Regions from separate parts of the Homo sapiens genome. Here all the other regions are linked to region 2. Evidence: chromatin contacts called from ENCODE Hi-C or POLR2A ChIA-PET data. All regions are on one chromosome and are shown on one strand. Each heading gives the region's core, a stretch centred on a gene start or an enhancer-like site at or near the end of the contact. The rest is flanking DNA. Distances are from core to core; before and after follow the strand shown.

Region 1 (6,361 bases), core at 2,533-5,032, 960 kb after region 2:
ACTGTGAGTCAATTAAACCTCTTTTCCTCATAAATTACCCAGTCTCAGATATGTCTCTACAGCAGTGTAAGAACTGACTAATACACCTATATAAAATATAATCAGTATCCCCTGGAGGACTCTAGCAAAATAAACATGCAGATCCCAAGGCTATGGGTGTAAGGCCTCTTTTGCTGATATTTGCAAAGCAGCTTCTTGCTTGCCACTAGGCTCTGGCAGACAGTGAATTCCTCCCTGGTCACAGGACAGCAAGCGACTATGTGACCAGGGCCACCCATCATGACCTGAGTATTATCTCACCTACAAAATCAGCCCCAAATAAATTGCATAAGCAGTATGCTGACTAATTTTATATGTCAACTTGACTGGGCCACAGTGCCTAGATATTTAGTCAAATATTATTCCAGATGTTTATGTGAGGGTGTTTTTGGATGAGAATTAAGTTTGAATCCATTGATTTAGTAAAGCAGATTGCCCTCTATAATGTGGGTGGGCCTCATCCAAGCAGTTGAAGGCCTGAATAGAACAAAAGGCTGACCTTTCCCAAGCAAGTGGGGATTCACCAGCAGACTGTCTTTGGACTCAAACTGCAACCTTTTCCTGAGTCCGCTGACCTACCACCATCACATTTTGGACTCACCAAGCCTTCACAATTGAGTGAGCCAATTCCTTACAATAGATCCTTCTGTATATATGCATGTCCTGTTGCTTTCATTTCTTGGAAAACCTAATTCAAGCAGATAGCTCAGACTCTTGGAACCTGCCCCTATTACCTACTTGCCTCTCTCACAACTTATATTTTCGGCTTTGTAGGAATCCCCTATGACTAATTAATGAAGAGAAACCCCAGGCCCAGTTTAAAGACACACAGCATCAGCCAGGAGCAGATGGCCAGTGTCACTGTATTCCTATTCAGCTGTGGCTGTGAAAGCGAGTAGTGAAGGAAAATCATCCCAGTAGGCAGCATTCTGGGAAGGATATCAGATTATTCACTTCAAATGGAATGAGAAATGGTCTGGAGTACAGATTTACACAGAATCATGAGCAGACGCTAATGGGATGGCCAACTGGTCAAGGACTGAAGAACAAGACTGGAATATTGGTGACAAGGAGTTCTGGGGAAGGGTGTCTGGGTAGACTTCACTATCTAGACACAGATTGTGAAGACATTTGTGTCCTACATGAGTGCCTACCAGAGGGCATCCCTGGACTTAATCATTGAGACCATGTACGAGGTGGCTTGTTCCACCTCTTCTCTGGGATGAAGACTGTGATTGTCTTAACAATGTGCAGCCAATAACAGAAGTCAGTGCTGAGTTCCCCATATGGCATCAATGCTCCTAGACATACGACCTGGTTGTGTCCCCATATGCCCATTGCAAGTTGAAAATATCTTAAGTTGAAAATGTGTTTAATACACCTAACCTACCAAACATCATAGTATAGGCTAGCCCACCTTAACCATGCTCAGAACACTTACATTGGCTTGTCATTGGGCAAAGTCATCTGGCCACACAGGGCACTGTAGAGTGTTGGTTGTTGACCCTTGTGATCACCTGGCTGACCAGGAGCTGCTGCTGCTGCCTCTGCCCAACATCACAAGAGAGTATTGTACCACATATTGCTAGCCCAGGAAAAGATCAAAATTCAAAAATTGAAGTACAGATCCTACTGAATGTGTGTCACTTTTGCACCATTGTAAAAGTCAGTAAGTTGAACCATCCTAAGTCAGGGTTGGTCTGTATTATTCGCTGAGCTGAAGTCACCATCAATCTGGTGGCAGATTGCTAATAGTAAATCCCATCCAACATGGTATGGCAGTGATGGGTCCTTATATGAATAGATCTATATTCTACATGTTTTTGGTTTCCCTGTTCATAACACTCTACCAACACTGTCCCTATAGAATGCCCTATTCATCACTATAGATCACATTGCCTGTGATCAGAAAACTCATCTTAAGATTAAAAAAAAAGGTGCAGCACAGGGTTTATTTTTATTTTTTATTTTTTGAGACAGAGTCTCACTGTGTCACCCAGACTGGAATGCAGTGGTGCAGTGGCACGATCACAGCTCACTGCAACCTCAACTTCCCAGGCCCAGGTGATCCTCCCACCTCAGCCTCCCAGGTACCTGGGACTATAGGCACACACCACCACACCCGACTAATTTTCTGTATGTTTTGTAGAGATGGGAGGTCTTGCCACATTGCCCTGGCTGGTCTCAAACTCCTGGCATCAAGTGATTCTCCTGCCTCAGCCTCCCAAAGTGCTGGGATTACAGGCATAAGCCACTACACCAAACCTGTTGCATCCTCTTAGGAGGTGTTTGCTTCTGATCCTTGCAAACTTGAGCTCAGTGGGTTTGCAGGTCTTTGTGCACAAGGGAAGAACAAGGGAACACAACCAAGGTTCTGTTAAATGGGAAGCTGAGACTGCCTTCTAACCATTTCAGGCTCTCTTTCTACTGATCCAACAGGCAGAAATGGGGCTCGCACTGCTGGCCAAGGTATCTGATATGATTACAAAGGAGGAATTTGCTTGCCACTCACTATACAATGAGGGCAGGGAAGACTTTATGCAGAGTCCAGGAATTTACAGGCCAGTGCTTAGTATTCTCTTAATTCACTGTTCAGTGGAAAATCGAGGCAACCCAATAACAACAGGACCACCAAGGATGCTGATCGTGAAGGAATAAAGATAACGAACCCAGCTCGGTTGAGGCACTATCAGAGAATAGGAAAATAGGTAATAGGCAGTAAGGGGACGAAGCCACTATTACTAACTTGGGCCTCAGAAGCAGGTATAGCATGTAGCAGCTTCTATGTTAATTACTTGATGTTCTTTCTTCACTTTCACCCCAAAACCTCCCATGAAGAGCATCATGGCTAACACTTTAGATTTGAGATGAGAGCATGATGTTAGCGACCTGCCATCATTCTGTGGATGGTGAAGTGCAGGGTGTCTCTTTTTTCCACTCTCTACTCTATGTCCCACAGGCAGGCCTTTGTGGACTGCACCAATGGGTGCCATGGTCTTCAGCAGCTACGTGGGTTTAGCCAGAGGAAGGCACTGGCAGGAGACTGGAGGCAGGAGGAGAGTGAGTTGTAGCATTTTTTCCACCTGCTCCTTCCCACTGGATTGGAGGTTGCCAGTGGCCTCAACACTGTACCAAAGATTACAGCTCCCACCTCACAGGGTTTCTTTCCCCAGGTTCTGATACCTGCTCCCTCCCCTTGCTCCTTCTCTTCAAGCCTAGAGGGAATAATGGCTCCCTCCTCCTGTGGTGTTTCCTTAACTATTTTTGACTTTTCTTAACTCTGTAAACTCTTGTCAATAATTTCTTTATTAAACTCTGCTGGGCCAGGCATGGTGGTTCATGCCTGTAATCCCAGCACTTTGGGAGGCCGAGCTAGATGGATCACTTGAGGTAAGGAGTTCAAGACCAGCCTGGGCAATGCAGCAAGACCCCTTCTCTACCAAAAAACTTAAAAATTAGCTGGGCATGGTGGTACACACCTGGAGTCCCAGCTACTTGGGAGGCTGAGGCAGGAGGATCTCTTGAGTCCAGGAGTTTGAGGGGTGCAATGAGCTATGATCACACCACTGCACTCCAGCCTGAGCAACAGAGCAAGACCTTGTCTCTAAAAAACAGAATTAAATGTTTTAAAAACTCTTCTCAGTTGCTGTATTTGAATTGCCTATGACAAACCTCTCTGATACAGCCTGACGTGGTCCAGCTGAATTTAGAATGAAACTCTTCTCTCAGACTACTGCCAATCCTCACGGGTTCTCAGCAGGCCTGATTCATATTTCCTGGATCTCTGAGTCACCTTTCTGCATCCTGTGTAAATGTCTTTAGCCCCACACTCATACAGACACCTTTTCATCAGCCTTCTGACTAGATAATCAGGAAGTCATCCAACAAAGCTCTCCTAGTCTCAACTGGCGCACATATGAGCTTGCTTCATGGAAGGTTCTAGAGCATTTGGTCTCAGTCACTAAAGCATCTTAGGAGCAAAGTTTTGAATGGTGAGCAAACTAGAAAGCTGCAAATGAGTTGCAGGCATGCCATGCAAGATGATCCCCTCATCCTTCAGGGCAGCTGAGCAGGGCCTCGAGCAGCTGGGGGAGCCTCACTTAATGCTCCTGGGAGGGCAGCCAGGGAGCATGGGGTCTGCAGGCATGGTCCAGGGTCCTGCAGGCGGCACGCACCATGTGCAGCCGCCCCCACCTGTTGCTCTGCCTCCGCCACCTGGCCATGGGCTTCAGCAGCCAGCCACAAAGTCTGCAGCTGCTGTACATGGACAAGAAGCCCACAAGCAGCTAGAGGACCTTGTGTTCCACGTGCCCAGGGAGCATGGCCCACAGCCCAAAGACCAGTCAGGAGCAGGCAGGGGCTTCTGGCAGGCCCAGCTCTACCTCTGTCTTCACACAGATGGGAGATTTCTGTTGTGATTTTGAGTGATGTGCCCCTTTGGTGACATCCAAGATAGTTGCTGAAGCACCGCTCTAACAATGTGTGTGTATTCTGAAAACGAGAACTTCTTTATTCTGAAATAATTGATGCAAAATAAATTAGTTTGGATTTGAAATTCTATTCATGTAGGCATGCACACAAAAGTCCAACATTGCATATGACACAAAGAAAAGAAAAAGCTTGCATTCCTTAAATACAAATATCTGTTAACTATATTTGCAAATATATTTGAATACACTTCTATTATGTTACATATAATATTATATGTATATGTATATATAATATACATATATATGTTACATATAATATACTTCTATTATGTTACATATAATATTTATCTATAAGTAAATACATAAATATAAAGATTTGAGTAGCTGTAGAACATTGTCTTATGTGTTATCAGCTACTACTACAAAAATATCTCTTCCACTTATGCCAGTTTGCCATATAAATATGATCATGTTTTACCGTGGCACTTACGGAAAAGGTCAGGAAACACTGCTCTGAGGCATTGCACACACATAATTCCCCTGCCTCTGAGACCTGCCACTCCTATAACGTATTGGCAGCAACGACAACTAGGAATTAAATGCTGAATTGAACACCTGAAATAAAGACTTCCCTAACATAACCACAACTCTCAACAATCATTTCCCTCATAATAGCAGAAATAATTTCCCATGGGGCTAAAGCAGTGACACACACACACACACACACACACACACACACACACACTCTTCTAAGGTTACCCTGATATAAGAATATGAATTGACCTAGGATGGAGGTAGTTGATTTCAAAGGGTGAAAGGAACAACATAACCAGTAAATGGTTCAAGTAAAATTCTAATTCAGAGATCTGGCATGTCATAGGTACTGTGCTACTTAGCCATAGTCAAAACAGATGGGTCTGGAGTTGAAACACCTTGGTTCTCAGACCCCTAGATCCTTCTAGGCCTGCTTATGAAAAGGCTAAGTATAAGAAAAGAAAGTAGAAATGAATGGCAATGTGAATGAACCAGACACTAAATAGTACACACTATGTGATTGAATTATTTTAAAGAAGAAAAATATGCAAAATTAATCTATGGTGTTAGCAATCGGGATAGTGGTTAACCTCCTCAGGGTGGGGCAAGGATGGTAAAGGAGGACAGCAGAGGGGCTTCTGGGCTGTTGATAATATAAAGTTGCTTAATCTGAATGGTGGTTACACAGACATTTTCTTCTTGTGAAAACGTATCAAGTTGTATAATTACGTGTTATCTTATATACATGTTTATTATGCCTCAATTACAAAGTTCTAAATGAAATGGCAGGGAGCCCATACTAATATCAAGATACTTGATAGTCAGGCACTGGCATAGAAAACAGAAAACAAAAACAAAAATTCAGGGGCCCTGGCTGACCACAACCTCAATATGAAATATCAAGTTAGTGTTGTTAGAAGCAAAGAAACAAAGTGAGCTGATAACTGGACTATAACAAAGTATACTTGTGTGACTTACAGAGATTGGAAAGTAGTTCTTCTCTGATACAATGTAGCAACTCAAACCCTGATTAGAATAATGGGTCGTTTTGCTTAACATCCCTTTTTTTTTTTTTTTTTTTTGAAACGGAGTTTCGCTTTTGTTGCCCAGGCTGGCGCGATCCCGGCTCACTGCAACCTCTGCATCCCAGGTTCAAGCAATTCTCCTGCCTCAGCCTCCCAAGTAGCTGGGACTACAGGCATGCACCACCATGCCCGGCTAATTTGGTATTTTTAGTAGAGACGGGATTTCTCCATGTTGGTCAGGCTGGTCTCGAACTCCCGATCTCAGGTGATCCACCTGCCTTGGCCTCCCAAAGCACTGGGTTTACAGGCGTGAGCCACTGTGCCCAGCCACAT
Region 2 (6,215 bases), core at 622-3,121:
ATTTGGAGGCTGAGAGAGCTGCGGCCGTAAGCCTCCATCCTGGCTTGTCTGCAGCAGCCAGTAGACAGCCCATAAAAACACGGGGCTTATGTTCACACAGATGGCTGTTGGTTTTATCGACTTGGGGAGAGGAGCAGAAGATGGTCACGGTGCAGCTGCCTGAGACTCTGTCAAATGGGTCTCAACTGCTGGGGACACAGTGACCATCGAGGGCCACCTGGGTCCTAGAGGCCCCATGAGGTCTGGACATTCTCAGAAGGCTCCCTCCACACCCCTGAAATGTGTACAGGACTCTGTCACTACCCACCTCCCAGAGCCACCACCCTACCTCCTCCCAGTCCCACCAAATGAATGACTAGGGCCCGGGCTTGAAGGATGGCCACAGCGCTGGTTCCTGTCCCTCTGGGTCTCAGGCTGGGCCTCCTTCCTTTCTCTAGGAGCCCACTCAATCCTTGGGAAACAATAATACACTGTTTCACCCTAAAATCGGTGCCTAAATTTTATCTCTTCAAGGGTATCTTCTGTTTAATTGGGAGCTAAGCCTTGAATCAAAGAAACGGATCCGTCATTGCAGAATGTCTTACTTAGTAGATGGCATGAAGGGAGAGCGTCTGGTGCCCTGTGTGTTAACCTCATTGCAGGGAGGAGAAGAAAGTGGGCAGAGACCATCCCAGCCCCACTAAATCCACGCTACCGCCCGGGAGGATCCCAGAAAAGGCAGGGGAAGGGGCTTGGAGAGGGAGGCTGGCCACACGGTGGTGCTATTGCCCACGGCGGTCTAGTTGGCCTCCGAACTGGGGGTGGAGGGTGGGAAGTGGTTAGAACCATCCCCAGCAAAGAGAGAAGAGAGTGCTGACTTCAACTCAGTGGCAACCAGGGGGCATAGATGAAAAAAACAAATTGCAAATTCTTCCACCTCGGCCTCAATCTCTGTGATAAAACCCTGCGGTTCTCTGATGATTTCTGGGGTGATGGGGTGGGGCTGGGTTAAGAAGAGACTTATACTGTGATTCCTGGGTTGGGGGACGGCGCTACGACTCTAAGGTTTTAAGCAGTGATCCCAGCAGGTTAACTGGGGCAGTAAGTGCTGTCTTTCTCGGGGAGGGAGGGAGTTCAGCTCCAAAGGCGGCCTGGTTCGCAGGCTCCTTTCCCTAAGATCCTTTAGAAATCGTTCCCATCCCAGAAAGGAAGCTGGGGCGCAGCTGTGAGCGCCCCCCTCTCCCCCCGCCTGCCCCCACCCCCTCTGAGCTCCCCGCTTTGCTCTGAAAAAAACCAAAAGCATCTCTCGATGCTGGGGTTTCTTCACATAAAGTGATTACCACGTGTCAGAAATAAACTGCAGTCCCCTTTGGAGAACAGTGAGGTTGGATCAAAAAGGAGAACTATTTCAAAACATGCTGCCAGCTCGTCTTTTCAAAAATTTTTCTTTTTTTTTTTTTTTTTTGGATGTGGGGAGGAGGATTTCAAAAACAAAAAAAAGTAAGTCAGTATCTTCTCACAACTGCAGCTGATTTCCTGTGTAAACGAAAACCATGTGATATTCCATAAATGCTTCCAGCTCTAAATTACAGGAAATGAAAACCATCATGGAAAAGGAAAGCTTTCAGAATAAATCCCCACTTCGGATCCCGCCGCGGCGAAGCTGCGCTGGGCCGCCCGCACACACCTGCGGGTCCCCGAGCTCGCCCGGGCGCCCCCGCCACCGTCCCCAGAGCGCGCAGGGAGCGGGGCGCGCGATCACACCCTCCGCGCTGCGCCCGACCACTCGGGCTTTCAATTAGGAGCCAAGCTGAGAAAAGTAGGCTTTTCTTTATGCACGCCTCGCCGAGGTCAGGTTACGACCTCTCAACCGTCTTCAATCGGCGGTGGCATCCATATTCATGAAGGCTAATTAACTCTGAAAGGCTCGGCGGGGCTGGCCCTCCCCGGGCCGCCCAGCGCCGCCCCCCGCGGTGCAGGGGTGGGTGAGTGGGGGCCCCGAGCCCAGTACCCTCTCCTCCCTCCCCCGACAACCCGCCAGGCATCTTCCCAGGGCCGCCCGGCCTCCGCAGCTGCTCCTGGGCCGGACTCCCGAGCACGCACTTGTGCGCGGGGACACGGGGTCCCAGGGCGCGGGGACCAGTCAGGCGAGGAGAATTAGCTGCGTCATTTGTCGCCATCCTAGCAACTCGAGCTTACTTCTCCCGATAGCTCCCTCCTGGCCGCTGCTCCCAGGGGCCGAATGTGGGAAAGGGATGCTAATTCCAAGTGAGAGTTCATGCTTGGGGTTTCAGGCAGCCTTGCAGATGGGCGGCCCTGGGACCTAGGTTATAGCCCCAAGCCAATGGACTGTGGGGGCGCGCGGGGAAGTCACTCCACCTCTCTGGGCTCTTTGCGTTTGCTCTGAGATGACAAGAGGCTGTTAGGCTGGAGAAACTCCTTTCCACTTAGTGAAACGTCCCAAGAGGTCTCTCCTGCGGCCTTATTTCCCCAGCTCTGCATGAGAATTTTTAGGTTTCCCAGTTCTGCAGGAGCCAGCAGGTTCTGAGGTTCCCAAGGGGTGGCAACTTGTAGGGTAACCTTTTCTACTTCTTCCTGTATCCATCAAGGTCCTTACATTTTAGATTTTACAAACGGACTTGAACTAGTTTAAGCAAACTAGAAAATTCTGTTTTGTGGATAGAGACTTTGCTCATGGACCCATGGGCCTGAGATACCTCCAGGCTCAGAAAGTTCTTCCTCCTTCTTTCACCTTTTCTTCTATATTCCTGCTGCTTTGTTTTTATTGGCCGACTGACTGCCTCAAGGCCTGTTTCTCAGTCCACATAGGACAGAAGATGGTCCTGCCACTGTTTATCAGTTTACATCTGCTCTATTCAACAGGGGAGTCCAGCCTGAAACTGCATCTCCAGAATTCAGGCACAAAATTCAGTTTACATCTGCTCTATTCAACAGGGGAGCCCAGCCTGAAACTGCATCTCCAGAATTCAGGCACAAAATATGGGGCTGGCCCAGCTTAGATCACATGCCCAGCTCTGGTCCAGCCAATTGAGAGCAGAGGGCCAGCCACATGGTACTCACTGCCACCATGGGACTGCCCTGTGGGTAGGGGATGAATCAGGGGTGAGCTGGCCAGAAATGGCTAAGAGCATCTTCTGCATGAACTCAAGCCTGATTTCAAGTGGGTGCAAGGTAATTTCTTTCAGAGACAGATAGCTCTCTGGGCTCCTGACCCAGAGTTGGCTTCACCTTTTTTATTTCTTTTGTTTCTTTTCAGAGATGGGCTCTCACTCTGTCGCCCAGGCTGGAGTGCAGTAGTGCAATCCACAGCCTCAAACTCCTGGGCTCAAGGGATCCTGCAGCCTCAGCCTGCAGAGTAGCTGGGACTACAGATGCGTGCCACCACATTCAGCTATTTTTTATTTTCATTTTTTGTGGAGATGAGGTCTTACATTGTTGCCAGGCTGGAGTGCAGTAATGTGATCAGAGCTCACTGCAGCCTCAAACTTCTGAGCTCAAGTGATTCTCCAGCCTCAGCCTCCTGAGTAGCTGGGGCTACAGTTGGGCACTAACCACACATGGCTAATTTAAAACAATTCTTTTAGCAGTGGGGTCTCGCTGTGTTGTCCAGGCTGGTCTTGAATGCCTGTCCTCAAGCGATCCTCCCACCTTGGCCTCCCAAAATGCTGGGATTACAAGTGTAAGCCACCACACCTGACCATGGCTTCACCTAATAAGAAAGAGGAGGGGACAGAATTCCCAGTGCAGAATTCAGGGGCACCAGGAAGAACATACCTGACCTCCCTGTACTTCTTAGCAGGGAGCCAGGGATGAAGTCAGAGGCCCACCATGACCAGAGAAGCAGACAGAGAGCCCACTCTCCATCAGAGACACTTCTGTGGCTGGGCCTGCCTATGGTGATGGGATTGCCACACTAGGGCTCCTGCTGGGTCCCCTCCATCCTGCACTAAGATGAGAGGTCTAAGGCAAGCCCTGTGCCGCCCATTCTGGGGGAACCATGGCCTACCTGCAGATGCAACTACCAAATCAACACATTAGACCGAGTCGGGAAGTGAAATACTCAGAGTTCTTAATCCTAAAAAAAGGAAATCTGCTTTAGCTAGTCCATCAGAAAACGGATTTCAGTGTACTAGTCAAGATGCGCTAACCCTACAACAACTGCAAACTCAGAGTGGCTTAAGACAATAAGAGGTTTATTCCTTGTTCATGTCGCCATGCAGGCTAGTGATCCAAGAGCCCAGGCTCCTGTCTTCTCATGGCTCCAGGGCTCTTGTCATCTCCCAGCGGATCCTCTGCGCCTTGCTAGGCGATAAGAGTGTGGGTGATTGTGAGAGGCTTTAGGGACCAGGCATGGATGTCTGTCGCTTCTCTCCACGCTCCATTAGTTGGGACTCAGTCGTGTGGCCACGCCTAAGGGCAAGGAAGGCTGGGAAAGGCAGTTCAGCTCTGTGTGTGCCTGACAACGGGGACAAAATGGGACTGGTGAGCCCTGAGCCATTCTCTTGGGAGATCAGAGCAAGCTCACAGAGTCATGGGCAGCCAGGAGTCAGAGTTGAAGCTAAACGTCCGGGAGCGATCCCTAAATCCCGCCACAGAACTTGCTGAGGAAACAGCAGTGGTTTCTGCCACTCATAAGCACAAAATGCCACAAATCTGCTTCATCACAAATGCCACATCTGCTAGATCTAATGGGACATGACCTTGCACTGTCTGGGAAACAGCATAAAAGCCAATGTCTCTGCCGTGGCTCAAAACAGAAAATTAATGCACCAGGCAGATTCCCTCCTGCACCTTTTTTCCCTTCAGGTTATTAATTTCCAAATTGAAGTCTTGCACAGGAGCATATGAAAGATAGACTTAGGTCACAAGACTTCTTCTTTCCTGCAAGGGATCCTGGGATTTTGAGTTCTCACTTTTACTCTGGGAAGGTGGGACTCATATTGTGAGCTTGTCCTGTAGTCAGGTAATAGATGGCATCTATGAGCAAGACAAATGTCCCCCATTGGAGGTGAGCAAAGAGGGAGGCCCCTGGCTATTGCAGCTCTGGCTGGGCCTAGGTAAAATGGTGTTGAGGATGAGTTATAAACTATGTCCAAGCTTGCACAAGCAAAAGGCCAAGTGGCAGAAACATAGGTCCTTGGAGTCAGGAGGAAAAGTCAAAGGTTATCAGTCCAGTTCCCAACTTCACACAGGCATCCTGTCTACCAAAAGTGCCCTATGATGGGTCAGCCCCACTGAAACATTCACCGGGATGGGTGACTCAGCACTGCCTTACAAGGCAGCCTCGTGGATCACTTTTTGTTCTTAGGAGTTTCTTTTTTTAGGTGAAGCAGAAACCTGGCTTTCTAGAACCTCTACCTCTGGCCTGAGTTCTGTCCTGGGAAGCCACACAGAACGAATCTGCTTTTCATGTGTATGACAATTTTAATGTTCCACTCTTCTGTGGTTTTTCTCATCTTCTTGAGGCTGAACATCCCTTCTTCTCTACACTCTGTTCCTCACATGGTGATCTCTTAAGAGAGACCCATGGGCAGAGGGTAGAGGGACAGATCCCCAAATGGCAGTGCTGTAAATTTCACCACTCCCTGAAACAGTCTCAGAGGGGTGCATACACATCCCAATGTGATTGATGGGAAAATGGAGAAATCAAAGCAAGAGAAGAAATCCAGGGTCCAGATCAAGACTTGGAACCACTGTCCTCGAGTTTCTGCGGACGCCACTCCCATGAGATCTGTCCTCCCTGGGCCCATTTAATGCACCACCTATCCCTGTGCTGGGTCCCAAGCCTGGGGAGCTTCACATTGACACCTTCAACAGTTACTGCAAACAGTTACAGATGCTTCAGGTGGGACAGAGGTAAACAAGTCCTCTTGTAAGAGCCTCTAAGTTGTTGCTCTGAAGGTGAGTGTGGTGACAGTGGGGAAAGGGTTGTTTACCCTGAATTTTTCTGTTAGAAAAAAGAAGGAAATTTATGTCTCTTCATGAAATCCTACCTGTCATCTCTGCTGTGCTCAGCCTAACGGGTCCCCATGACAAAGGAAGGGAGCTCTTATCAAAGGAATCACTGGCGATTGTGTAGAGACGGTCTGGAAATGATGGCTATAATAGATATCCATTGTGGCCAAGTTCAAATGTGGATATTTCACAGGATGGCCCGACCATCTAGACCTTGGACTTAAATCATTGTTCATTCCAGAAGTCCTGGATCCTTTGCT
Region 3 (5,496 bases), core at 1,591-4,090, 800 kb after region 2:
GTGCACAAACATGTTGGACACTTGGCTTTGTTCATCTCTCACAGCAAGACAATCACAAAGGGAACCTTCCAGAATCCCTGGCACAGAGGGGAAGCAGCTGTATGGAGAGCTGGAGGGCAGCGAAACCGAGAGAGAGAGCCACTGAGGAGGCCACGGCCATGGTCTGATGGTTGGGAAGAGTGGCACGGCCATCGATCACTCCAGTCAGGCTGTTCTTCTAGGGAGCTGATATGGTTTGGTTGTGTCCCCATCCAAATCTCAACTTGAACTGTAGCTCCCATAATTCCCATGTGTTGTGGGAGAGACCCAGTGGGAGATAATTAAACATGGGGGTGATTCTTGTGGTAGTGAATAAGTCTCAGGAGTTCTGATGTTCTTATAAGGGGTTTCCCTTTTCTTTTGGCTCTCAATCTCTCTTGACTGCTGCCATGTAAGACATCCCTTTGCTCTTCCTTCATCTTTCGCCATGATTGTGAGGCCTCCCCAGCCATGTGGAACCGTGAGTCCATTAAACCTCTTTCCTTTAATGAATTACCCAGTCTTGGGTATGTCTTTATTAGCAGCGTGAGAATGGACTAATTCAGGAGCCCAATCCAGGCAAACGCTGCTGGTCCCGAGGGAGGCCCCAGCATCCACTATAGCTATGCCCCCAGTGAAAAGAAAAGTCAGTGAGCTCTTTCAGGCAGAGATGGGAAAGACTTCTGAGAGGGCTGGAGGCCAAGGGCAGGGTTGAGCAAGGGAAGGAAGTGAGGGTGTGGATGCCTGCCTGTATCCTACAGCCAGCGCTGAGGGCTGCAAGGCCCAGAAAGTTCTTAGCCCACTGGAGAGAGGCTGTCCCTCTTGTTTTTGTTGTTGTTGTTCAGTTTGCTTGTTTCTGAGAAGAGCCTCGCTCTGTCATCCAGGCTGGAGTGCATTGGTGCAATCATAGCTCACTGCAGCCTCAAACTCCTGGGCTCAAAGGATCCTCCCACCTCAGACTCCTGAGTAGCTGGGACTATAAGCATGCCCCACCATGCCTGGCTAATTTTTTTGTTTTTTGTAGACTATGATATCTTAGATGTCTTGCTCTGTTGCCCAGGTTGGAGAGCAGTGGCAAGATCATAGCTCACTGTAACCTCAAACTACTGGGCTCAAGCAGTCCTCCGGTGTCAGCCTCCTGAGTAGCTGGGATTGCAGGTGTGCACCCCCATACCTGGCTAATTTAAAATTTTTTTTTTTTGAGACAGAGTTTCGCTCTTATTGCCCAGGCAGGAGTGCAATGGTGCGATCTCAGCTCACCGCAACCTCTGCCTCCCGGGTTCAAGCAATTCTCCTGCCTCAGCCTCCTGAGTAGCTGGGATTACAGGCATGCACCACCATGCCCAGCTAATTTTTTGTATTTTTAGTAGAGACAGGGTTTCTCCATGTTGGTAAGGCTGGTCTCAAACTCCCTACCTCAGGTGATCCGCCCGCCTCGGCCTCCCAAAGTGCTGGGATTACAGGCGTGAGCCACCGCGCTCAGCCAAAAAATATTTTTGTAGGAATGAGGTCTCACTATGCTGCCCGGATTGCAGTGCAGTAGTTCAATCATAGCTCACTGCAACCTCAAACTTCTGACCTTAAGCAATCTTCTCACCCCAGCCTCCCAAATAGCTGGGACTACAGGCATGCACCACCACGCCTGGCTAATTTTATTTTTTGTAGAGACGGGGTCTTATATTGTTCAGGCAGATCTCAAACTCCTGGTCTCAAATGATCTTCCCGCCTTGGCCTCCGAAAGTGCTGGGATTATAGTTGCGAGTCACCTTGCTGGCCTCTTTTTATTGGTATGTGCCTCTCCCCTTGTAAGTCTTTGAAAGAGTTGACTGAGTGTGTCAGATTTTGACCTTTCACAGAGAGCTTCCTAAGTTTGGTGTATGTCTCAAACCCACCTCTTGAAAATAATTGTGTGGGCGTTTTTGTTGTTGTTGTTCTCTGACTCTTTTTCCAGCCCTGACCCTGAGGGCTGTCTACTTTCACAGAGCCACTGGAGGACAGTGACTAAAAGGGGAACTAGGCTGCCTGGGTTTTTTTTCTTCGTTTCTCTCAAGTCATTTCCCCTCTGGGGTAAGCCCAGAAAGATGAATGGCTGTTGCTGGTTTGTGAGTGGCGACTGCCAGGGACCCTCATCTGTCTGCCTCCCTCACTCAGTTCTTAGATTTATCTGGAAAAAGCTCTTTCCCGTCTGTCCGTGGAATGATTACATAAATGCAGTATTTCATCTACATCAGCTCTTAGAGGCTTGACGTGAGATTGACTTTAATGCTGAAGGAAGAGAACACAACCTAGTTAGGGGACCAGGAACATCTCAAAAATGCCCGTCCATTCCCGTTCCAGCTGCACCACGATGACATTTACACAAAATGGCATAAGATAATCACATTTTTTGAGCACCCTCATTCGCCAGCTGTGTGCCCCGGAATGAAATTAGCTCAATTTAATTACAGATAACAAATGGCTGTGCCCATCTCCTTGGCGTGCAGCAATCCCAAGAGTTCACCATGGGCACCCCTCATCTCCACTCATCCCTGAGAGAGCATTCTGTGGAGCCCAACATCTCCCTCAGGGCCACCCCCAAAAGGGAGGGAGCTGCGATCCAGGCTTCCTCTACTGTTTGTTTATCTTGGCAACTATTGCTAGGGCTGGTGGATTTAAATTGCTGGAGCAGAGCAGGCAGGACAGAAATAAAGAGCCCCAGAGAGCATCTAGGGTTCAGGGCTCCCACCCACTGCCCCAGAGTACACTGGCCTTCCCTGGGTGCAGCCTTCCCTGCTCCTGTCACCTGGTATAACCTATAGCTTCCTTGTACAGCATGACTCAGCCCTGAGAAGCCATGGGACAAACATGCAGCCACTGCCCCAGGGGCTGAGGCAATGCCACTCAGGTCCTCCTGCCTGAGCTGCAGTCACCTTTGGGTCCCCTACCACAAAAGGCAGTGGGTTCCTGGGTGCAGTCATTCCTGGCCCATGGCCTCTCTGTGAGCCCAGGGTCTCTCTGCATTTGCCCAGTAAAATTTATCTAGCACTGTCTCTGAGCCACGCCCTGCATAGGTGCTGGGGATTCAGTAACTAAGTGAACACAGTCGCTGCCCCTCAGGGGGCTCATAATCTGATTATCCAAAAGGACAAGCTAGCTGCTGCTCTTGCCCTAGAACAGTCCAGGGCTATCCTGGAGGATTTTGTTTCCTTTTCTAAATTCAGAAATATCCTGGGATGCAACAGCTTTCTGAGTTGCCGGGCAAAACATCCAACAGCTTTTGGCCTCTGTCTCCACCCTGAAGAGCATGAAGTCAGCATTTCCCCAAATGTGAGCAAAACAGCAGCTAAATATAAGCTCCTGAGTAACAAGGGGGAGGTGGATAGGAATGAGGTGTCCCCTCGCAGGAAGAGCCACTTGCTGATAAAAAGGTGAGATGCAGGGCCTGTGCTGGGGCTCGCTCGCTCCCTGTCCTGGCTCTGCAGGGTGGGTTGCGCTCACCTCCACACCCGGGCTGCAAAAAGCTGAGAACCTTCCCAGTCACCATAGTGACAGAGCCAACAGATCCAAGTGAGGAAGGCAGCTTCCTAAATTGGAGTTATTCCGAGTTAATAACTGATTTGTCTGTGGACAACGACAGCAGTTATTTCACTGAAAGACACGAGATGCCCAGAATCTTTAGAGCTGTAAGAAAATGCCCTTCTCTCTCCAACTGTGTGGGTTATTTTCTCTGTTCGCTGTCGGTAAAATTGCTTGGGCAATGGTCAGCTTACTGCCCCAGATGCAATCGTATGCATGTGGTGGGAAGAGAGGGTTTGTGGGGGATGGGTAGTGGCGGTGCATCCTTCCAGGAGGTGGAAACCTGGGCAGTGGAATATTCCACCCCACGCCAATACCCCAACATCAAAACACGACGCCATGCAAAGAACTAGCCAGCCTGCCCCAGTGTCCTCTCCTTTGCTTGCTGGGAGAGTCGGGGAACAAGCCCCCCGCCCCCGACCTTCCCACACAGCTCCCGCATCCCACAGGTGGGGATGAGCCCTGTGTTGATGTGAAGGAGCAACAGAACACGCCCAGCAGTGGAGGGGAAGCCAGGATGGGGAGCCAGTCAGTTCCAAGCTCATTGCTCAAACCTGCCGTCATTCATTGGCTGGAGGGTTTCAGTTCTCCACCCCTAATCAAAGCAGAGATAAGGCTGGGGCGGGGGGCGGGAATAACACGGTCAGGAAATGCCCACTCCCTCCCTGCCTTGACCAGCTGGGAGGTGCTTAATCTTTATCACCAGAAGCTGCCCGTCTGCTGGGCATGCCCAACAAGCTGAGAAGACCGAGGAGGAAGAGGAGGAGCAGGATGGAGCCTCCCTGACTTCCTGCCGCCACACCCCCAGCTGTGGCCTCCTGCTCCTGCAGACCTCACCCCTGTGAGGCCACTCTGCTCTATCCCTGCCCCCACCTGTGCACAGCCACACACGACAAGCCTGTGTGACCACCCTGTCACCTTCCCCAGGCTGCAAACTGGAAAAAGCAGAGGCCAACCCAAGCTAAAAAGCCCGCTGATGCCGGCCAGTTGCAAGACCGCCAGCGATGGCATTGGGAATGGGGGTCCGAGGCTCCAGACTCTGCCCCAACGTTCCCCAGTGAACTTGGGAGAGGCCTGCAGCAACCTGAGCCTCGGTTTCCCTGCCTGAACAATGGGGAGCTGTGCATTTAGGCATGGATGAAAGGTTCTGTGAGTCAGGGTGGGAGGCGCTGTTCCTTCTGCTCATGGGGCTGTGGCCAGGTGCTGCCTCCCCAAATCCTGGCCCCTTGCTGGGCTGTGATGAGTTGAGTTCATGTCCATTCTCTTCACCGCAATTAATCTTCATTCCAGCCTTCCCCTAGGGCAGGCCTGGCCCATGAAACAGGCACTGTGATTTTATCTGCTGCTTAGGCAGCGAAGAGAAAGATGCCGTCATTGTTTCCCTCTCTGAAGCAGAGGATAAAGCACTTTCTGGGCTGCTAAACCAAGAAAAGTGTTCCTGGAAATCTTGACGTCTTCCTTGCACCCCTCCTTCACCTTTCTCTCCTTCCTTCCAACAGCAAAGGATTGCTGCCAAATGGCCATAGTCATTCACATTATGTCTGGTGACACTCTTTTCAGAAAGTTACCACGTGGCGTCTGCTACTGAAACTGTACATAACTTTTGGTTTAGTGTCCTGCCGAAATAAATAGCTAAGGCTATGTGTACTAGGTTGTTTATGGCAACGTTTTTTACAGTGACAAAAAAGGGGATACCTCATATATTCAATTAGGGAATGGTAAATGAAAATATTATAAAATCTATGCTGTACTGTGAGATATTATGTAGTTATTAAAAAGAACAGGTTAAAGCCAATTAGTTACCAATAAACAGGTTCATTAGGTATTAGAAACAAGCAAAACCTCCAACAGCTTTTGGATGAGTGGCTGAATTGCAGGTGTGCACCACCATGCCTGGTGCAGGGTGTATAGAATGATTTCATT
Region 4 (6,157 bases), core at 656-3,155, 610 kb after region 2:
ATTATTTTTGAAGTTGGGAGTATATTTATATAATTTTAGCAAAGTTGACTGAATAAGATAACCTGTTTTCTATACTGAATATTCAGCTAATAGTTTCGCTTTCTAAAGTCTGGATTTGAAAGTGTATGAACAAAGTGTGGACTTAGTAATCTACTTCAAAGAACTATGTGAATATGAAAGTAGATTTTGTTTTTCATGGATATATTACACAGCAACCACAATTCAGATCAAGAAAAATATTAAAATATAATCTTTGTTTTAGAAGACACCACTTAAGGCAAAGAAGGCAAAAGAAAACATTTGTACCTGTTAATGAGTTGGGAAGGGCAGCTCTTAAAAATTATACTATTCATTGGTTTATTCAACATTTATACTTATTTTTAGAACCATTATATATATTGGCTTCTTTGTATTATATTTTATTAATATTATTGTATGAGATACTATGATTCTAAATTTTGGATAAATATTGAAATTATTTTTAATGGGGGATATGTCATAATTAGTGAGTCTCAAAAAATTGGGGCAATTCTGCCTTCTCTCTCTGCATCATTATTTTTCCTTCACTACTGGATCTTTTCCACCAACATACAAATAATGTTGAGTTTTTTCCCCCATCTTAAAAAAAATCTTACTCCCAGTTCTCCTTTAGTTACTACCCCATGTCTTTCATGTAAAGCCTATATCTCTGAAGTATGTAGTTGCCTGTGCTGTCTGAATTCAGTTCCTATAACCCCTGCCATTTCACCAGAATTGTACTTCTTAATGACTGCCATGCTGCCAATCAGATGGTCATCTCAGTCTTCCTCTTATTTGACCTGGCAACGGTGTTTAACACTCCTTGTTTGGCCTTTTAGATACTATACTACACTGTCCTGTTTTTTTTTCTCCTACCCCTCTGGCTGCTGCTTTTTCAATCTCTTGCTGATTTCTTCTTGCCTCCCCATCTCCAAATTGGGAATGCTCCAACATTTGGAATTTTGAGGCCTTTAAAACTGCATGTTCACTCCCTTAGTGACTTCATATAGTACCATGGCTTTATATGATCATCCATTTGCTAATGATCAGAAGTCCTTTAGTCTTTTTTTTTTTTTTTTTGATATGGAGTTTTGCTCTGTCTCCCAAGCTGGAGTGAGTGCAATGGCATGATCTCAGCTCACTGTGACCTCCTCCTCCGGGGTTCAAGCGATTCTCCTGCCTCAGCCTCCCATGTAGCGGGGATTACAGGCGTGTGCCAGCACACCTGGCTAATTTTTGTAATTTTAGTAGAAATGGGGTTTCACCATGTCGGCCCGGCTGGTTTTGAACTCCTGACCTCAGGTGATCTGCCTGCCACGGCCTCCCAAAGTGCTGGGATTACAGATGTGAGCCTCCGTGCCTGGCCCCTGTAGTCTTCTTAGAATGTAATATAGTAAACTGAATTCCTCATCTTTCCCCCACCAAAACCTCCTCCGGCAGTTTTTCCCATCTGAGTAACAGCACCTGCTGTCTTTTAATCAGCCTTGGTGTCACCAAGGATGCCTGTCCTCCTTTCATTCCACATATGATAATTCTTCACATTTCTGTTACCAAAATATTATCTTGCTTCTGTCCCAAAAATATTTCTGAGATTCAGTTATTGCTTACCATCTCTACTCCTACAACCCTGATCCAAATCACCTTCATCTCTTACCTGTATTGATGCAAAAAGCCTCCTGTAATTGGTCTTCCTGTTTTTTCCTGTTGACTTAACTTCAGTCCATTCTTAATATAGCAGGTAAAGTAGTTATATTTAAATATAAGCCATATTATGTCACTCTTTTGATGAAAATCCTCCATTGACTTTTCATCTCAACCAGAATAAAAACTAAAGTTCTTAAAATAGCCTACCAGGCTCTGTGCTCTGGGCTGTCATTCCCAGACAGCCACTGCCAACCACTCCTGCCTGCTCACACCCACTTTGCTCTAGTCATCCACACTGGCTTCTTTGCTGTTCTTAGAACATGCCAGGCAAGTTCTTGCTTTAGAGCCTTTGCACTGGTTGTTCTCTGTAATACTCTTTCCCTGTATATCTACAGGGATCAATCTCTCATTACTTGAGATTTGTACTTAAATGTCAATTTAATGAAGCTTTCTTTAGCCACTTGATCTAAAATTGCAGATTTCCCCTACTTCACCCCAATTCTCCTTCCTGCTTTATGTTTCTTTTCTTGAAGACCTGTTACCATCTACCATCCCATATATTTTACCTACTTTTTTCATTTATTTTTTGCCTTCCTCCACTAGAATATAAAGGCTTTTTGTTTCCTTTGTTCACTGGTCTGTCCTCAGCACATAGAAATATAGTGTTTGGCCCACGTTATACACTTAGTTAATATTGATGAATTAATAAATAAGTGGAATTTAAAAATAGCCAACACAAAATTTTAACATAGTTCAGGGATTTTTGAGAGCTCCTGGGATCATTGAATAAGCATTCAAATATTCCAGTAAATGACATGCATGGAGCTAAAGGTATTAGAAATATGACTGTATACATTGGTATCATTATATATGTAGAACTTTCTTTTTTGCACAGATCCTTAGCTTTGACCATTTATTCTATTTTTAAAGTGTGGAATACTAAAAAAAAATATTATTTGAACTTAAATATGATTACTATTTGAGTATGCTATGATGTGAATACTTTTTAAAAGAATCTTTTATCATTAAAAGTAGTCATTTAGTACAGTAGGAATTTTTTTACAAAAAAACTTATAAAATAATTTAAATTTCCAGAAGAGTTTCAAAGGCAGTACAGAGACTGAACTTTTCAGGATCCTTGTTCTGTGTCTTATAAGTTTTCATCTTCAAAAAGCATGGAACAAATACTAATTCAGCCTACCAACATAGCTTTTGTTAAAGTAACTGCTTTTTAAAATAATTTTTAAATACATAAAGCTACCAAATAATTAGTTTCAAATTTCATAATTATTTTTTCTTGACTATATGCATAACTGATTTAAATAGAGTCATAATCCAAATTTTCTCAATTATGACATACATTTCTTCATGTTTCATTATAGTCTTTTTAAATGACTAATAATAGACCATCTTGCTGATGTATCATTATTAATAAATTGTTTTCTTCCTGTTGGACATCTTAAGGCTGTTTTGTTTTACTGTTATTAATAATATGGTAGGTGATATATTTGTGCATATAACTTCTTGCATTTGCCTAAATTATTTCCTTTAGCTAATTACCCAGAATTAGATTGGGCAATAAAAATCATAGGGCTTATGAGGAAAATGGGGTTGGAGTACAGCCCACAATAATTTTGTCAGTGACACATTTTTAAAAAGACAGAAAACTAATAACAAGTGCAGCACAGTTTTACATATGTTAAATGGTTAAGAAATACATAATTACTATTATACAAGTGACACTTTTTACCTTGAACAAACCCTGATGTTTGCTTGTGGAAGTAGGTATGGAATTGTGATCTCCAAGTTAATGTGAAGTGGTAGAAGGAGGATTATCTGAAATCAGAAGGAAAGTTGTAACATTGCATGTGATGGGTGTGGCTCGTAACAGAAGCACGGTGAACTGAAGTGGCTGGTAACTTGAGATGTGTGCAGGTGTGCTTTTTGTTTATTCTTATGTGACTTAGTTAAGCTGGCAGCAATTTTCTGTGTTCACTTAGTGTTTCTCGCAGATAAAATCATGCATAAGCAAAGGTGACATTCTCTTTATGCTCATGTAGTTCTCTAATAAACCAACTGCACTGAAACAAATTTGCATTTTCAAAATAAGTGTTATGGCAGAAGAGACTCCACTAATTTGTTATCCCATCAATTTTACTGCAATTTTAACATCGTGCTAGGTTTTTAAGCTTTTATATGGTAATTTTTCTGATATATTTTTAACCAGATGCCTTTAGAATACAGTTTGGTGCAGTCTTACAGATATAACTCCAACCATAATAGGCAGTGGAGATGTTATTTTAAAATAATAATAAAGCTTGGTTAATTGCACAGAGACAAGAAAAAATGGAGGACAGGTTTCTTCCAAGAATGACTGAAGCCAGAATAGAGGTTAGAGAAAACAGAAGAAGAAAAAAAAAACCCTAAAACCTGCAAAGGGAGTTTGTACCTAGGTAGAGCAGTACCTTGAATACCAGATTAAAGTTTCAACTTCCAGAAGGCAACCAAAAGTCAGTATTTTGTTGTTGTTGTTGTTGCTGTTGTTGTTGTTGTTGTTGTTGTTGTTAACAGGAAAGATGAAAGACCAGATAAGGAAGAAAGGCCAAGGAGGAGGACATAGGAAAAGTGTAGGTTGGAGATGGTATGGTTACCATCCAATAAGAACAGAAAAGAAAGTATAAATGTAAGGGTTTTGTTAGCAGTACTATTTGCCTTCTGATTAAATGATAAAGAAGATGTAAAATAAATGTTTGTCTAAGATTACTCCAAAGTATTATCCTGAGTGGCTAAAGAATAGCGATCCTAGAAAAAAAAAATTGATGATCAGGAAGAAGAGCTGTATGAGTGGGAGGAGAAGGTATTCCTGAAATGATGAGTTTAGTTTGAAAGGAAGCCTGACTGAGTGGACACAGCCCCTGATTGAGCATTAAGAAAATTTTTGATTAATTACTGGTGGGGCCCTGGACAATAGTATACTTCTCTGGCTTTCAGTTTTCTCACCTGTAAAATAAGTATTGAACTACTAGTGACTGCTGAAGTTTCTTCCAGCTTTGAAACAATTGCTGTGTGTTTTTTTTTTATTTGAACTTTATTACTGTTTCTTCATGATTGCTGTCTAGTGACCTTTTATGAAGACTTTGGTTTATAATGAAACAAGGATAAAGTGCTCAGTCTTGAGTCTGTTGGAGATTAAACTTTCCTGACTCCTGAAATGCTTGACTTGACACCGGAAGTGCCACAACTGCCATCTCACTTTATCTTTTTTCTGCCAAAGGAAGCTTCTTGCAGATCAAAATTGGGAGCAAGGAGAATTGGATGTATAAAGCCAAACTTGGAAAAAGCATTCTGCAATTTTTCTTAATACAATCTTTTGGGGCTCTATTTGTTATTAGCTGTTAGAAATCCCAATAAATTATTTGGAAAGAAATTCAGTACAAATATAATAATGTTATAGAAGTATATGTATATAGTAAATATAATCTAGGAGAGGCTTACCATAGAAAAGGTGCAGGCTTTGGAATTAGCTTGAATTCAAATATTAGTTTTATTACTCTACTAGCTGTGTAACCTTAGGTAAACAGAAATGAAAAGCTTTATTTTGGAGGATGATTTTATTTCTTTCTGTGTAAAATGGAAATAGTAATACTAAGTTTCAGAATTGTTGTGAGGATTAGAGACAATGTTTGTAAAGAACTGAGTATACAACCTGATACTTAATAAAGAGTAACCTTTATCAGTTACCAGGTAATAGTTATTGTTGCAGTATGAGGACTTGGTTAAAACTTTTTCAAATTCTTACCTGTATTAAACACTTAACCTACATTCTCCTCTTGTAATCAGAATCTCGTGTGCATGTATGTAATGATGGGTTCTCTAATATTCAGTTTTCTGGCAGATTAAAACATCTGACAAAACTAAAGAATTATTTTAAAAATATTTAGAGTGTCAACATATTCAATTCTTAGATGGAATAATGATCTTTAAAGAGATGAGACTAGTATGTAAAAAGTTCATTTTTAAAAGTAAGAATCTTCATCCTAATTATCTGCTAGCTAAGACAAAATAATAGAATCAACATTCTTACAGATTTTCGTTTACACTGCCTCCTTTAAAAGATGCCCAATACTGTGGATATTAAAGAGTGATTACTAGTATATTATGTATATTATATATTCAGCTTTCCTTTTGTAAATTGATTTTAAACATTTCCAAGAAATAGTTTCAAACTAGGTACTTCTTAACATCTCTTATACTTTTGCCTTAAATAAAAACACATTGATAATGCTAATTATATGGTAAAACTGTTAGGTCTGCAGAAGTCATATTTTATTTCTGAAATAATAAAAATACATTTTAAAACAGATGCAGAAAATGTGAAAGGTAGATTGCTGCTGGAAATTCACATAGTCTTTAAGGAATAAACTATGTACGTGTTGACTATGAACAGACTAGTCTATATTTACTATATTAAATTTTCACCAAGTTATAAAGATTC
Region 5 (6,257 bases), core at 3,718-6,217, 890 kb after region 2:
CTGTGGTCTGGTTCAGTCACATGGCGGGCTAAATAGACTTTCATGAGCTGCTGAGGAGCCCACCCTCCATTTGCAACACAGCTTCTATGGGAACATGTGTTCTGAATCCAATGGCTCACTTGCCTTCGACCTCAATACACAATTTGTTCTCAAGTTAGGATGTGCATGTGCATGAGAAGTTAAGAAATACCGCTAGACAATGTCTTAGGCCTCATCACAAAGATGCACATGATTAATGACTGAAGGAGCATAGAAAGCCACCGGGCACTGAGATCTAAAGAGACAGAGAGATTGCACGTTTTCATTGGGGAGGTGGGGTCTGTAGACCAAGGAAATGTTGGGCCAGCCATGAAGCATACACAGAGTTCTGATCAACCCACTAGAGGAAGGTGGAGAAGAACAAATGGGCAGGGAGGAGCAAGGAGTTTACTTCCACCTTTGGGAAGCTTCAGAGATGTCCTCTTCAGGCTGCAGGGCACTCTGTCTTCCTTGGTTTCTAATCAGATATTAGGGAGGGGGGCTATAATTGTGCCTGGAATTTATCAGTTTGCTTTGCTGTTGAGTGTATTGTAGAGGCTACTGGTAGCCCTCCTAGGCCTCCCTCCATGCTAGCCCTAGGAGCTTGGCTCCTTCTGCCCACTTACTGCAGCCAAGCCTCCTGTTCTGGTTAGTCTAGCTCCAGAAACATTTAGGAGGCTCAGTCAGGTGCCAGGCCCTGAGCCATGACTGAGAAGACAGAGGAGAGTAAGAGGCAGTCGTGCCTCAGAGCCTCAGGGAAGAGGGCAGAGGCACAGAAGAGGAGTGTTCTACCAGGTGGGCATTGGGGCCAGGGCACCCAGTTGAGGGGTCTGGGGAGGAAAGGAGGCTGAGACTGTAAGAGGGAAGCCAGAGTTTCAATGCTCAGGAACTGAGGAATCAGTTTTCTCGTGGCTCAGGGCCCCGTTCCTTCTCCACTTTATCTTTCTGCCTGCATGCTGAGAAGCAATACAGTGCAGTAGTTCAGAGCCGGGGTGAGGGGAAGCAGGGCTAGGCTGATTCTAGTTTCTCAACCAGAAATTTGAGCTTTGATCCCACACTTACCAGCTTGAGCCAGCCTTTTCTAAGTCCCAATTTCCTCATCTATAAAATGAAGATAACTTTACAGTCAGTTTTGCTACAGTGTAACACATGCATTCCTAAATGGGGTTAGGGTATGAAACCCAAAACCTTGGTTAGTGACACATAAAATAACAGGCACCTAATAAAAATGGTAGTATTTGTGTTTTAGTCAGTTTGAGCTGGTATAACAAAAATACCATAGACTGGGGGGCTTAAACAACAGACATTTATTTCTCACAGTTCTGGAGGCTGGGAAGTCCAAGATTAAGTTGCAGCCAATTTGGTTCCTGGTTTGCAGAAAGCCATCTTCTTGTTGTGTCCTCATATTGCAGAGAGCAGGGAGAAGAAGCAAGCTCTCTTGTGTCTTTTCTTATAAGAATGCTCATCGCCTCATAACAGCTCCACCCTCATGACCTAAGCCCCCATTAACTCCCAAAAGCCCATCTCCAAATACATCACATTTGGGATTAAAGTTTCAACATATGACTTTATGGGTCGGCAGCAGGGACACAGACATTCAGTCCATAGCATACTGTTTTACACATGTTAACTGGTTAAATACATAACTACCGCAAATAAGTATGGTGCTTTACCTTGAACAAGAGCTAAAGTTTGCTTGTGGAAGTGGCATCAGGTAAGTTGCAGCTTGTGAGTTATTATGAAGTACTGGAAGGAGGATAATCTAAAATTGGATGCAAAGAGGTAACATTGGATGTGAATGAATGCACCTCTGGGTACATGGTAACTGAGGCAGCTGATAGATGTTTAAGGCATGTACATATGTGCATTTTTTGTATCCCTATCCAGTTCTGTTCAGCTGGATGCAATCTTCTGTGATCACTTAGTTGTGTGTGTGTAGACAAAATTATACATAAGCAAATGCAACATTTGCATATGATTAAATTGTTTCCTAGTATGTCAATTGTATTGAACAAATCTTCATTTTTAAAATGAGTACCATAGCAGAACTAGCTGTACTAACTACCTCATGGGATGTCATGAGGATTAAGTGACATAATTCATGTAAGTGTTGAACCCAGGGCCTGATAAGTGGTGAATAAGTGTTGCTAGTGTAATGAATATATATCAAATCATTATATTTTAAACAAATCAAAGAATGAATCAGTGAACACAAGAATGCCTAATTGTGGAGTGGGGAGCAGTAATTTAGGAAGTGTGTGTGTGGTGGGAGGAGGAAGGCTGATGATTTATCTTGCTAAAGAGAAACTTCCTCTAGGAGTAAATGATTTCAGAGACCAGCAGCAGGCTATGCTATGCCCTGTAACCAGGAGGACAAACTACATACCCTCCTTGCACCCATTAGCATGAATATGATCACAGGGGTATGTCTGTCCCACCACTATGCAGGTCTCAAAGCCTAACACTTATTATATTTTATAGATCAGAAATTTTGGCAGGGCTCAGCTGGGTGATTCTTCTTTTCCTCATGGTATAAACAGAGGTCACTTGGTGTTATTCAGCTAGCAGGTGGGCTGGTGTGGAGGGTCCAAAATAACTTCTTTCACATGTCTGTTGCCTTGGAATGACTAGAAGGCCAAGCCCAGCCAGGACTGCCAACTGGAGCACCTACATGTCACCTCTCCAGGATAGTCCTGATTCCAAGAGCCAGGAAGTAGATGCTGCAAGTCTTCTTACCTAGCCTTGGTAGTTCTAGAAAAATAGTTCTTGAACTCTCTACCAATTAAGAAGGTTACTAAGCCCAACCTAGATTCAAGGGCAGAAGAGTTAAGCTAGGTTTCAGTGAGTGGGGAAAGCAAACACTCTGGTACCATCTTTAATCTACCACAGTGCTCTTGAAAACTCAACTCCAGCAACATCTCCAGAAAACTGAAGTGAAGCTCTCTGCTGTAGATGACCCTCCTCGGATTTTCTACTGTAAACCACGCATATTACAGCTATGATATGTGGCATACTCTGTGCTGTGTGCATTGGTTTATCAAATGCTGCCCATGGGCCGCAAGCTTCAGTGGGGTAGTGACTGTCATTTAATTTTGGATTTGTAGTGTCTTTGTATAGTCTCTGGCACATGAAAGGCCCTTAATAAATCTTAAGTAAGTGGGTGAATGAATAAACTAACAAATAAATAAAAAAGGATGACCTTCACCTCTTCTGTTGAAGGATGATGCCCCAAGAGCAGGAACCATGGCTGTGCCCCTTGTCTCCCCAACACAGAATACACTGTCTGACACTTAGTCAATACTTAATCAATGTCTGTTGAAAACCCAAACACATATGCTCACATACTCAGACTCTGCTATCCAGCTGTGGCTGAGGGTCCTCACACAGCAAAATGAGGAGAATGTTTTCAGCCACAGTCTGAGGCTGAAGCAGGTTGGGCTGAAATCAAGACCTGAGTGTTGGGACTTCTGGTTCTAGTGATGGGGTCAGGAATTAGAGCAAGTTGCCCCTGTGAACACCAAGAGAAAGGGACAAATGAAAACTGGACTGAGGGGTGGAAGCAAGGAGGAACTAGAAGTTAGCTTTCCTGCTGCTCTATCTTTTCAGTGGAGAGCACTTTCATTCACACATGCATCAGATGGGGAGGGCGACTCATTGCCAATATTTGTCAAAGTTCTCCACAAAGACCTGCCCCTTAGTATACACCAATACACACATGCATGCACACACACACACACACACACACAAAAAACAGCTTTGGGTTCAGGTCAAGTGGGAGAACTTTGGAAAGAAGGAGCCCTGCCATAGAAAATGAGTATTTACTAACGTGGGTGCTATTAGTTACCATTTGCAGTGAACCAGGTGTCGACTGTGTCACTATTTTAAGTCTAATTTAATTTAGCATTTGGACTGGATGTGTGCTATTTATAAGGAATGATACCAACTGTGGCTTTGGTCTTGGAGCAGGTGGGAGCCACTTTAGCCTGTGGAGGCCGTGGTCTGCACAGTTCCCAGTTTGGGTTCTGTAGCAGACGCCCCACCCCAGGCACTGCCTCAGACAATTACACAGGCCAAGTGCTCAGGAGCCGTCAGCCCACAGATAATAGCTCTGCAGGAGCTCATTGAAGAGAGTCTCAGACCCTGTCTTTGCTGAGGCCTCTGTGGTTAGAATGCGCAGGACAAGGAATGTGCTCGAGACCCACGGCTTTGTCCTGCCTGGTCTAACCCCTCAGGAAAGATGCGATGAAATGGTTTGTCCCGGCTGGGTGACCCCCTTCCTCACACAGGCCTTTGGTATCTTCCACTGGACACAAAGAAAGGGCCTCCACAAGTCTCCCTGAATGGGAGCAATGGCTGAGCTGAGCTCTGAGACATACCCTGGCATTCTTGGGTTTCCCACACATGCCCAGGGTGCCTATGGGGACTTTTTCCAGAACAAATTGAAGGTATACACCCTGACCGGAGAGGTGGCCACTGTGACCAGAGCCCGGCATAGCAAAGTCACAGGTCTGGCTGGAGGAGGGGCAAGGACTGTGAAATCCCAGCAGGCAGCCAGCAGTGAGCAGGCCAACAGCATCCTCAACGGAGGACGATTTCTTCAAACACAACTGCATGACAAACAAGTCAGGGTGGGGCATACAAACCAGACAGCTCTGCTGGAGGCCGAGGTAGAAGCTGAGTGGGGATAAGGGTCCGCTCCAAGCCCTCCTCAGTGACACAGCAAATCTAGGGGTTGGTGGAGAGCGCTCATCCTCACCCCCAATCTGCAGTTCCAGACCTCGGATACTGATCTGACGGACACAGCCATCTTCAAAGGGAACTCGGCACCACACCCAATATTCAGGCTGTAAATAAAGCCAGCACAACAAGCTCCTGGGAAACGCTGAGCCGAGCCTGCTACCTGGCAGGCAGCATATCATTTCCCGAGCCTCCCTGGCCCAGTGCCCACCCTTCAGTTCTCTGTCCCTCCCAGCCTGGGCACAGGGGCGGTAACACATTTTAAATTAGACCTGTCCCTTTTCCATTCGTGAGCTGTCAGACTGCTTACAAGGGGTCAAACCTGGCGTTCTGTCTGGGGCACGGTGACGAGGGTTGCCAGACCCCAGGCCCAGGTGGGCACATGTTTGTGAGTTGGGTCTGAGCCCTGGAAGGTTCTGATCCACTTTAGAGTTGCAGGCTTGATTGGGAAGAGGAATTTCCAGTGCAGCACAATTTGACTGAAGCTTTTCTAATGCTTAGAAAGAAGGCACGCCACTGAAGTTTGTTTTTCCCTTGTCATCTTTAATTCATTACCTGGCGCAAAGGAAAGTGGAGACATATTTCTGACGGGTTGTTTTTATTAGTCATTACAGCGTGGTGAGTGTGTCGTCTTTCTGAGTGCACACATGCAATGTCGTGTCACTGTGCAACCTGGTTCCCAACGTGGCCCCTTGGCGTCCCAGTTCTCGCTCCCTAAGGGCCAGGGACATGCCCTTTCTGTTTGGAAATGTCAGCCTGGTCTCCTTGGCTTCCCTTCTTTCCCCATTCCTCCAGAAAAGTAGGCCTGGGAGGAAAGACTGGGTTCTCCAGCGCCTGCTGATTTTCTTGGAAATGATGGGCATAATGCCCAATTTGCTATTTCCCTAGTTTCCAATGGCTGTTTCTAAAGAGGAAAGCAATCCTCTCCTTTCTTGCAGGCGGAAATGAGGAGTTGAAGAGGTGGGGAGCGCTGGGGGATGCAGGCACATGTAAACCTGCTATTTCCTTTTCTTAGAGGCGGGGAACAGTCACCCTCCCAGCTAACATTTACCTCCAGGGAAAAATGTCACTTCCATTGGCTTGCATCTTTTCTCCCTCTATCGTGTGTGACAGTATTTTTCTATCGCGTGCGATGCACACACCTTACTCTCGGGGAGATTTATGGAGATCAAGGGCTTCTTCTTTCCCTTGGTGGAAATTGCCGGCCCCAGAGCTGTCTGGGTTGTTTCTATAAAACTGTCGAGACATATTCTGAACAATGATCCTGGATATTTGCAGGCCTTACTCCCCTCTTAGCTCCCATCTTTCTTCCCCAAAGAAAGCCTCTTTTCTTTCTTTCTCTCATCTTTTGAGTCCATACCTCAGGGGGGCTGTAACTGGGACCCCAGGCCTGAGACAGATCAATGGCAATTGATTAATTCAGAGGGAGAGAGTGGCGTGTATGTGCGTAGGTGAGAGAAAGAGAAATAGAGACAGACACAGAGACAGAGACAGAGACAGAC

Evidence for each region. Hi-C counts contacts between places; a loop is a spot of excess contacts on that map. ChIA-PET counts read pairs that join two places held with the same protein, here RNA polymerase II (POLR2A). Pooled maps may share reads with other maps.
Region 1: a pooled map shows a loop between it and region 2 (4-fold over the local background). The contact joins two enhancer-like sites. A Hi-C loop is called at or near these places in 1 of 168 maps with a recorded cell type or tissue (head of caudate nucleus) and 4 of 50 pooled maps. POLR2A ChIA-PET finds 5 or more read pairs at or near these places in 2 of 52 experiments (OCI-LY7 and T-cell).
Region 3: a loop to region 2 is called in a map with no recorded cell type, with 4 times the contacts of the local background. The contact joins two enhancer-like sites. A Hi-C loop is called at or near these places in 1 of 168 maps with a recorded cell type or tissue (dorsolateral prefrontal cortex), 1 of 37 single-sample maps with no recorded cell type and 3 of 50 pooled maps. POLR2A ChIA-PET finds 5 or more read pairs at or near these places in 3 of 52 experiments (Panc1, T-cell and activated CD4-positive, alpha-beta T cell).
Region 4: a loop to region 2 is called in a map with no recorded cell type, with 3 times the contacts of the local background. The contact joins two enhancer-like sites. A Hi-C loop is called at or near these places in 1 of 168 maps with a recorded cell type or tissue (GM12878), 18 of 37 single-sample maps with no recorded cell type and 9 of 50 pooled maps. POLR2A ChIA-PET finds 5 or more read pairs at or near these places in 2 of 52 experiments (AG04449 and GM12878).
Region 5: a map of vagina shows a loop between it and region 2 (2.4-fold over the local background). The contact joins two enhancer-like sites. A Hi-C loop is called at or near these places in 1 of 168 maps with a recorded cell type or tissue (vagina) and 2 of 50 pooled maps. POLR2A ChIA-PET finds 5 or more read pairs at or near these places in 2 of 52 experiments (activated CD4-positive, alpha-beta T cell and activated naive CD4-positive, alpha-beta T cell).

The regions. Positions count from the first base shown.
Region 1 is chr10:31,741,954-31,748,314 of GRCh38, forward strand. No RefSeq gene overlaps it. Among named protein-coding and RNA genes, the nearest start is that of MACORIS, 38 kb to the left of the region's middle. Within about 2 kb of position 3,783, at least 5 of the 41 ENCODE cell types and tissues checked have a DNase peak (open chromatin) inside an H3K27ac peak, as active enhancers do.
Region 2 is chr10:30,783,285-30,789,499 of GRCh38, forward strand. No RefSeq gene overlaps it. Among named protein-coding and RNA genes, the nearest start is that of LINC02644, 63 kb to the left of the region's middle. RefSeq lists an enhancer at 1-362 and a silencer at 1,849-2,158. Within about 2 kb of position 1,872, at least 32 of the 41 ENCODE cell types and tissues checked have a DNase peak (open chromatin) inside an H3K27ac peak, as active enhancers do.
Region 3 is chr10:31,580,116-31,585,611 of GRCh38, forward strand. No RefSeq gene overlaps it. Among named protein-coding and RNA genes, the nearest start is that of MACORIS, 120 kb to the right of the region's middle. RefSeq lists an enhancer at 4,316-4,816. Within about 2 kb of position 2,841, at least 8 of the 41 ENCODE cell types and tissues checked have a DNase peak (open chromatin) inside an H3K27ac peak, as active enhancers do.
Region 4 is chr10:31,397,911-31,404,067 of GRCh38, forward strand. All of the region lies in intron 1 of ZEB1 (zinc finger E-box binding homeobox 1), which reads left to right. Among named protein-coding and RNA genes, the nearest start is that of ZEB1, 82 kb to the left of the region's middle. Within about 2 kb of position 1,906, at least 7 of the 41 ENCODE cell types and tissues checked have a DNase peak (open chromatin) inside an H3K27ac peak, as active enhancers do.
Region 5 is chr10:31,673,390-31,679,646 of GRCh38, forward strand. No RefSeq gene overlaps it. Among named protein-coding and RNA genes, the nearest start is that of MACORIS, 31 kb to the right of the region's middle. RefSeq lists an enhancer at 3,970-4,521. Within about 2 kb of position 4,968, at least 6 of the 41 ENCODE cell types and tissues checked have a DNase peak (open chromatin) inside an H3K27ac peak, as active enhancers do.